Linked DNA regions of Mus musculus: region 1 is linked to region 2. The links are chromatin loops, found by intact Hi-C in ENCODE. Cell type or tissue: left cerebral cortex. All regions are shown on one strand.

Region 1 (5,000 bases), 220 kb after region 2:
TTAGGAATGAACATTCCACAGTCACATATTTTCAATATTTTAACCATTAAGCCTTTGCTTTAACCATTATCTAATGCCAAAATAGGCTTCTAGAGTAAATCCTAGGAATAGTGCCAATCTAAGTGTTTAAATGTATGGAATGTAAAGCATTCCAATGTACTCAGTAAAAATATGAAATTATTGTGACCATTGTTCCACAAGTTCTCATTTAACTTATATAAACCTCACACTTAACTGACTTTCTAAATCTGGCAGCCTCAGTTCAATGTTGGCCTCCACAGATTATTTATATTTTTCACAAGAAGAGCTTTCAAAAGGCCATGTGAATTTCAGGCCTTCTGTCCTTCATAAATTTTTAGGCCCTATACATATAGAAAGGGCTCCTCTCTGGGTTTTGTATGGTCAAATCTCATTTCTCACTGCCTCTTAAGTAGCTGGTTCTGAAGAAGACATGTGCCTTCCCCCATACTTTTGTTGCAGTCAAAACCAGGTGGGTTACTTTCATTTTCTTTTCTATCATCCTGCCACTTTTGTCTGACTGACAGTTCTAACTCTTCTTCAATGTTGAGAAGTTGTTTTAGTTTCTTTGAGGAAGGAAAACTATCAAAGATAGAAAATAGGAAGTTTAGCTGTATATTTCCCACAAATGATAACATATGTGCATGTTTATGGAACTTTATACAAAGGGAGACAGAAGTGTTTACAAACACTGTGTGCATCCATTGGAAACCTGAGAACTCTAATATACCTACTATGTACTGTGGTAATGTGATTTGTGGAAAGCAGTAACTAAGGAGGCTTTGCCTTTTTTACAAAATATTTTGAGATTTCACCTTCTGTTTTATATACATGAATGTTTTTCTGTCTGTATGTCTATGGGCCATGTATGTGCAATTTGTATGGAGGCCAGAAGAAAGTGTTGAATCCTTTGGGACTACAGTCACACTTAATAATGAACCTCCATATGTGTGCCGTAACTGAAACCAGGTCCACCGGAAGAGCTCTCCTAACTATGGTGCATTTTTCTCAAGCACATATATTTTGCTTTTAAGAACCATACATATAATGAGAGTGACATCCACTCCAGTGTCACCAGTTTCTCTCCCTATGTATTGTGAAGAGCACAAGTATTTAATTGCATGAGTAAGTTTTGTCTTTAGGGCCCTTGCTCTACAGCTGTCTGAACTGAATGAGCAGCACTATATGACATGAAAGCACACTCAACTCACTGCAGCTGTCACAAAACACGGGTAAGTTTAGTGAAGATCAAGAACACATGACAGCTTGGTAGACACTGACTGGGACAGTTACTCATTTGCCGTATTCTTGACCTTGATATTGAGAAGTTCCTAAATCCACATAGTTGGACTCTCTTATATGATGGTATCTTAGCAATTTGTGGGTCAAACTTGAAGTGTTTATCAGGAATAATTTAGTGTTTTATGCCTGCAATACAAATAGGTAATTACCTGTTTTGTAAAATATACAAAATAATTGATTTAAATATAGAGTTAAAGTTCAAGATCAGTTAAATGACTTGCTTTGGTAATAAAACACCAGTTGTCTCACATTCTGGTGACTGGATATCTTTTTGAGACCTTTCCACATTTTGTAGGCTGGACTGAGCCAGGGACTAACTGGACAGAACTGAGTGCCTTCTGTCATGCTTTTCCTGCTTCTTTTACCTCTGTTCTGGTATTAAATATGTGCATCCCCATTTCTTAATGTGTGTTTTATTTCATTTTATTTCTCATACTTTGCACATAACATTATAATTTACCTTATACATATAGTTTTGTAATTCCCAATCATAAGCCTTTGTTTAACCATTTCTATTATTAATAGTTTTTTATTCACATTCAAGTTAACTCATTTTGTTCTGGGTGCCAAGAATTGCTAATGTCAAATCGTCTGTTGTTCCTTCAAAATTACCTTTAAATTTTTGATGGTTATCTTAATGCCAAATATAAAATTAAAAATCAGGAGAGAAGTGTGACTAGGAATCTTGGATAACCAGGCAGACCATGATATGGCATCCTATTGGCAATCTTAGTTTCTTTCATTCTCTTCCATTAATTTCTTTTTTTTTAAATTAGATATTTTCTTTATTTACATTTCAAATGCTATTCCAAAAGTTTCCTATACCCTCCCCCTGCCCTGCTCTCCTACCCACCCACTCCCACTTCTTGGCCCTGGCATTCCCCTGTACTGGGGCATGTAATGTTTGCAAGACCAAGGGGCCTCTCTTCCCAATGAGGGCGGACTAGGCCATCTTCTGCTACATATGAAGCTAGAGACATGAGCTCTGGGGGTCAAAGCAATCCCAGTAAAATCAGGGACTAGACAAGGCTGCCCACCTTCTCCCTACCTTTTCAATATAGTACTTGAAGTCCTAGCCAGAGCAATTCGACAACAAAAGGAGATCAAGGGCATTACTTTCTTTTTTATTCACCTTATGCCCTAGATAACAATGAAATCTCCATTATTTCCTCCTAAATACCACTCCCTATTATACCCCCTCTTCCTGAGAGAAGAGGAAGCTCCCTTGTGTACTACCTTGCCCTGAAATATCAAGTCACAGTTCTCTCCCAACTGAGGACTAACCAGTTAGGAGAAGGGATCTAATAGCAGACAACAGAGCTAGACAGCCTCTACTCCAATTGTTAGGAGACCCATGTGAAGACCAAGTTGCACATCTGCTTCAAATGCCCAGGGGTTCTAGGTCCAGTCCCTTCATGTTCGTTGGTTAGTGATTCAGTCTCTGAGCCACCATTTACTCAGGTTAGTTGGCTCTGTAGATCTTCTGTGGTGTCCTTGACCCCCTCCAGCTTAGTCTAGTCTATCCTACACTGTTCCACAAGGCTTTCTAAGCTCCACCTGATGTTTGAGTGTGGGTCTCTGCATCTACCTCTATCCCCTCCTGGATAAAGCCTCAATAAAAGAATTTAAGAACAGTAACTAACAGAAGGTATAGCAAGATATATTAGAGTTCAAAAAGAGAACTGCAGGACATACAATGGGCCTGCAAGAGAGGAGGAGGACAATCATGTTCCCTAAGATAAGGTCAGCCCCTTGGAAGCAGGCACCTTCCCTCCACAGTGCTTCAGCCTTCAATACAAACCTCTTTTGAGGTTTCACCAGCTCCCCGTAGGACCCAGCCCTGGACCTGCACCATCTACTGGAGACCCTAAATGACCCAGTTCACTGATGAGAAGGTGCAGAGATCAATGATTTCCAACCTTAAAGTTCAATGGATCTATGTTTCTGCCTTAGTTAGGGTTTCTTATTTCTGGGAAGCATCACCATGAAGGCAGCAACTCTTATATGGAAACATTTCATTGGATATGGCTTACAGTTCAGAGGGTTAGTCCTTTATCATCATGGTAGAAAAAATCATGGCTGAATGTAGGAAATTATGGTGCTTGAGAGGAAGCTGAGAATTTTATAATCAGGTTTTTCAGGCAACAGGAAGAGAGTGAGACACTGATCCTGGATTGGACATCTGAGAACTTAAAGACCACACCCAGTGATATACTATCTCCAACAAACTACACCTACATCAGCAAGGCCATCCCTTCTAAGAGTATCACTCTTTAAGAATCAATGGGGGCCAGTTTTCTTCCAACCATCATAGTCTTTTATATAAATTGATATGAAAGGTCCTTATAGTAAATTGAAGTAAAGGTCTTTTTAGTAGTTTTCTATTTCTTCTGCAATCACTACAAAATACCTGTGGCTTAAACATGAGAAGTTCATTATTTTATGGTTCTGGAGGTCAGAATTCAAACATTGGCTCAATGGGCTGATGTAGGGAGCCTAAATTTCCATTTGGAGGATCTATAAGGAGTTATGCCTTTTAGTTTCTCGAACTCCTACAGAGCTTCAAAACTCTTTAGCTTGTGTTTCCTTTCCATGATTTTTGTTTTGAAAATCATATTTATCCATGTATATTTATTATATACAATGTTCAGTTTTATAAAAGCAACTTCTTTCAAATATATGATCTATATACCATTCTTATACCCCCTCCTGACTAGTTTTTAGGTTAACTTGATACAAGGTAGTGTCATCTTAGGAGGAACCCTCAATTGAGAAAACAGCTTCATTTTATTTGAGAGAGAGAGATAGAAAGAGAGAGAGAGAGAGAGAGAGAGAGAGAGAGAGAGAGAGAGAGAGAGAGACTTACACAGACACAATGACACACACAGAAACACATACCCCAATATGTGGAGACCCAGAAATCTCCACAATAATGAAGGATATGATTTTGTGTTGATAGACTCTATCTTCCAGCATTTATATCTTTTTTTTTTTAAAGAGAATTTAAGGTTTATGAAAGGGAAAAATCAAGGCCCTGGTAAACAATATATTAAGACAATTTATGCATTCCTTAAAAACAAATTGGTTAAATGACTTTAGAGGCAATGGATACAGCAGGAAATGACAGTTTTTTGCGCCACATACAATTGTTCATGTTCATTGTGTGTCTCTTTACAATGGTAATATCCTCTTGATGGATTGTCCCATTTTATTAATTACTCTTCTATTGTAATAAAACACCATGACCAAGGCACATTATAAATAAAGGTTCACTTCTGCTTTCTCTAGGGATACATGATGGCAGAATGGAGATAACAAGCAGGAGATATGTTTGCTGGAAAAGATGCTGTGGTCACACAACTAGATAGGTTTGTATGTATGTATGTATGTATGTATGTATGTATGTATTAGATACCATGTGTGAATCCTAACTGGAAGTAGGGATGACTGAGAATCATCATGTAAGTGCTTAGAATCAATTCTCAGTCCTCTGTAAGAACAACAGGCATTCTTATCCTGCAAGCTGTCTCTGAAACCACAAATTGTCTTTTTACTGTTTCTCTTTCTTTTACTTCTATGATGCTTGTTTCCTCCACCATTTCATTTCCCTCCCCAATCCAAACTTCCATCTCCTCTTCTTCATCCTCTCTTTTCTTTCCCTTGTATCATGCCCCGTTCTC
Region 2 (5,000 bases):
GTACTTTCTCTAGCTCCTCCATTGGGGGCCCTGTGTTCCATCCAATAGCTGACTGTGAGCATCCACTTCTGTGTTTGCCAGGCACTGGCATAGCCCCACAAGAGACAGCTGTATCAGGGTCCTTTCAGCAAAATCTTGCTGGCATTTGCAATAGTGTCTGGGTTTGGTGGCTGATTATGGGATGGATATCCAGGTGGGTCAGTCTCTGGATGGTCCATCCTTTCATCTCAGCTCCAAACTTTGTCTCTGTAACTCCTCCCATGGGTATTTTGTTCCCCATTCTAAGGAGGGACGAAGTATCCACACTTTGGTCTTCTTTCTTCTTGATTTTCTTGTGTTTTGCAAATTGTATCTTGGGTATTCTAAGTTTCTGGGCTAATATCCACTTATCAGTGAGCGCATATCATGTAAGTTCTTTTGTGATTGGCTTATTTCATTCAGGATGATATCCTCTGAATCCATCGATTTGCCTAAGAATTTCATAAATTCATTGCTTTTAATAGCTGAGTAGTATACCATTGTGTAAATGTATCACATTTTCTGTATCCATTCCTCTGTTGAGGGACATCTGGGTTCTTTCCAGCTTGGGATAACAAAAACTATTCTAAACAATAAAACAACCTCTGGGGGAATCACCATGCCTGACCTCAAGCTGTACTACAGATCAATTGTGATAAAAACTGCATGGTACTGGTACAGCGACAGGCAGGTAGATCAATGGAATACAATTGAAGACCCAGAAATGAACCCACACACCTATGGTCACTTGATCTTTGACAAGGGAGCTAAAACCAATCAGTGGAAAAAAGACAGCATTTTCAACAAATTGTACTGGCACAACTGGTGGTTATCATGTAGAAGAATGCAAATTGATCCATTCTTATCTCCTTGTACAAAGCTCAAGTCTAAGTGAATCAAGGAACTCCTCATAAAACCAGACACCCTAAAACTTATAGAGGAGAAAGTGAGGGAAAGCCTCTAAGATATGGGCACAGGGGAAAAATTCCTAAACATAACAGCAATGGCTTGCATTGTAAGATCAAGAATTGACAAATGGGATCTCATAAAATTGTAAAGCTTCTGTAAAGCAAAAGACACTGTCAATAAGACAAAAAGGCCACCAACCAAAAGATTGGGAAAGGATTTTTACCAATCCTAAATCAGATATTTATGTACAATATGTACAAAGAACTCAAGAAGCTGAATTCCAGAAAATCAAATAACCAACCCTATTAAAAATTGAGTACAGAGCTAAACAAAGAATTCTCAACTGAGGAATACTGAATGGCTGAGAAGCACCTGAAAAAAATGTTCAACATCCTTTTTGTGTTGTTTTGTTTTGTTTTTGTTTTGTGTTTTTTGAGTCAGGGTTTCTCTGTGTAGCCCTGGCTGTCGTGGAACTCACTCTGTAGACCAGGCTGGCCTCTAACTCAGAAATCTGCCTACCTCTGCCTCCCAAGTGCTGGGATTAAAGGTGTGCACCACCACTGCCAGGCTTCAACATCCTTAATCATGAGGGAAATGCAAATCAAAACAACCCTGAGATTCCACGTCACACCAGTCAATATGGCTAAGATCAAAAAACTCAGATGACAGCAGATGCTGGCGAGGATGTGGAGAAATAGGAACACTCCTCCATTGCTGGTGGGATTGCAAGCTTGTACAACCACTGTGGAAATCAGTCTGGAGGCTCCTCAGAAAATTGGACATAGTACTACAGGAGGATCCAGCAATACCTTTCCTGAGCATATACCCACAAGATGTTCCAACTGGTAATAAGAACACATGCTCCACTATGTTCATAGTAGCCTATGTGATAATCTTTATCACAGCACAGGTCTTTCTTGTCACCTCTCTTTCAAGATCACAGATTTAAATGCCACAGGCCCTGTGTTGGCTCTCATATTTGGACTGAATGCACAATGCAGCATCATTGTCCCATGACTCACCATGCATTACCATGAACCTAGTTTCCTTTCTCTATCCTTGCCAGTATTCTAGTGCATCAGCAGTCCTAGGAGCTGAGTATGGAGCCTCATTTTGAGAAACTTAAGTAAGGTTTCCAGACAAGTTAGAGCAAGGTTGCAGCTGAAGTTTTAGTTCACACTTGCAAGGGATACTCAGGGAACAATATACAAATCTACTAGTGGATTAAAAAGCTAGACAAAGGTACCCCCATAGAAGCAGGGGGAGGAGGGATGGGATAGAGGGTTTCCAAAGAGGAAACCTAGAATGGGGATAACACTTTAAATGTAAATAAATAAAATATCCATTAAAAAAGTAGGAAACCCATGGAGTGAGCCAAGTGACATAAATATTACTTATATTTGGAGGAAGAACAATAGAAATAAAATCCACATTGCCTGAAGCAATCTAAAGAACTAAGTGGTGAATGTTTGAGATCTGTGGGAAATACAAGGTACATAGATTCCTTCCAGCTTAAGACAGCACCAGAAGACCAAGTTGGTGTGATTGTATGTGTGTGTGTGTTTGTGTGTGTGTGTGTTCATTGTAAAGGTCATCATTCCCCCTCAGTCTGAAATAACCAGAAACAAGATGTAAGTCTCTTCAGCAATAGGGATTTACTATCAATTAGTAAAGAGCAACCAATAGCCAGAGTTGTATGGGGATTCCCATGGGTACTCTCTGCCCAACAACTCATATGTAACCCATTGATGGCACTGGAGGTTTCATTTGGTGGCGAGAGATGTCTAGCTGAGGTTTTTCCTCCTTTGTTATTTGTTTCCATTTAGATTACTTTCATATATGCATATATGTTAATCAACATCTACTGAAGTAGGTTCTATATGGGCCTTCAAATGACCCTTAATGCTAGGTATCTCTCCCTGTATTCTCTCTCTTACTTTCCTCTTGCCTCACCACATTGAGAAGTTGTACTGATGCCTAACTAGAGCCTCCAAGCCTACTGACTAGTGTTCATAGTGCTGAAAAACATCCTGCATTCTATCAGAGGTGAGAGGTAATTACCAACCCAATTATAAATCCTGTAATTTGGAATGTTTTTGGCAGTAAAGAACTTCTTTCTAACTGGAATTAAGGTCCACTACATGATATGGAACCCACGACAGACTCTGCTCATGTGGCCAAGAAGATGAGACTAGAAAGGCCATGCTCCTTGAGGAAACCAATAGTTCTGCTAAAGGACCACAATGAAATGGCTTCCAATTACATTCTGTTATAACCATAGGTCACATTTTGCTCAGCCATCATCAGAGAAGCTTCTTCCCGCCGTAAATGGGAACAAATATAGAGACTTAAAAGTAGAGAAAGTGGAAAGAGTGAGAGATCTTGGTGCATGCAGTCCTAAATGAAGTAGCTTCATCAAAGCCCTCCTCAGAGAGCTCAGGATCTATGTGGATAAGGTGGCAGAAAGACTTTGAGAGCCAGAGATGATGGATGACATCAGGAAGCAGTGTTTTACAGATGCAACAGGACTGATGCACATATGAACTCACAGAGATGTGGCAGTATATACAGGTCCAGCACAGGTCTAAACTAGATGGGGTCCCAGTGGTGAGAGGGGAAAATGGACAAAAACTATCAAGTGACCACCATACTGTTGTCTATCATGTAATCATGTTTTAGCAATTTAGGGAGGAATTCCTAATATGCATATCAGAAATAGTTTAACAATTTATACTTGAGAAGTAGATGTGTAAAATTATTTATTTAATGTAAAATAAAAGTTAAATGTCTTTTGACTAAAAGCATATTTAATTTTCATTCATATTCTTGAGTTAATGTTAAAGTGCTAGTATTGGATAAATACTTTTCTTTGAATAAAAAGTACCATGAAGTGTGTTGTGACTTTTGACTAATGGTACACATGTTAACAGTTTGTGTCCCTCCATAAAATAGACTGGCCTAGAACATGCTATGTATCCCAGGGAGATCCCAAACTTCTGATCCTCCTGTTTCTGTCTTCCCAGTTCTTGGATTACAGATTTGAATTTCCACTCCTTGCCAAGATTGTTTATTTTTTGTTTCTTGTACTTTATGGATAATGTTGGGTATAATTTATATATATATATCAGTAATTTAAATCTTTCAAGGTATTTTGCTTTTGTTATTGCTATTTATTTTCATTCATAGTTAAACATTTTGGGGGGGGTGGCAGCAATCTCTGATGTGGTAGTCTATTGGTCTTTGTAAACTTATAGCTTGAATTAACAAGGCTGCACCTCCTTCCGGAGAGATGTTTTTTTTTAATGATCTTTAATCTTTTTTTACAGTCCAGTCTTTATTCCCCTCCCTACCTGCCTATCAATAGCCTCTCATCTCATTCTTCCTCTCCCATCTCCAAGAGGATGAATATATATATATATATATATATATATATATATTTACCACTTTAGTATGTCAGCAAGACCATTGTCCCTGGGTTTCCATACTGCTATCTAAATTACCCTAGCATATTTCTGGAATCAAACACTCTTGCAGTGTTGCTCTACAGCCATGATTTCATGAAGAAATCTAGTTTGTTTCATTCCCCATCCAGTCTCCCAATTTAAAGTCCTTTTCTACTTGCTCAAAGTGAAAATCACACTTACTACATTCTGAAGGGTTTACTTTGCCTTGAGATTAAATTTTCACTGTTCCCAGGATTAAATTAGTGTCTCTCCAGTATTCTACAGAATGAGTTCTGAGCTTCTCTTTTCATCTCTGCCCCATGTTTAGCCTTCTAACAGAAGCCCACCTATTTAAGGTACTGTTCTTTGCCCTCAGTATGAGTGGCTTTGCAGATGGGAGATACTAAACAAATTTAGCCCCAATTTTCTCTTGCTTTTCATTTCCCCTTTACTATGTCCATCCTTATTTTTTTACTGCATGTTTTCTTACTGTGTTTCTTTTGTTGTTTTGGTTTTCTTAGCATTCAATCTGAAATAGCTCACCTAAAGTTTCTGCAAAAACTAATTGATTTAAATATGTCTTGGATTTTAGCTCAATGTTGTTATTAGAGGATGTAATGTATTTCTGTG

What was found. Hi-C counts contacts between places; a loop is a spot of excess contacts. Peaks named below come from ENCODE experiments on the same cell type or tissue, not always from the same donor. Only the 100,000 strongest peaks of a DNase experiment are listed, where the experiment ranks them.
Region 1: a loop joins it to region 2, with 7 times the contacts of the local background. A loop is called at or near these places in 7 of 42 quality-filtered maps.

The regions. Positions count from the first base shown.
Region 1 is chr6:70,075,025-70,080,024 of GRCm38, reverse strand. It overlaps Igk. Among named protein-coding and RNA genes, the nearest start is that of Gm46962, 140 kb to the left of the region's middle. In left cerebral cortex, no CTCF peak of the experiment used is centred here; no DNase peak of the experiment used is centred here.
Region 2 is chr6:70,298,278-70,303,277 of GRCm38, reverse strand. It overlaps Igk. Among named protein-coding and RNA genes, the nearest start is that of Gm46962, 80 kb to the right of the region's middle. In left cerebral cortex, no CTCF peak of the experiment used is centred here; a DNase peak (open chromatin) is centred at 1,918.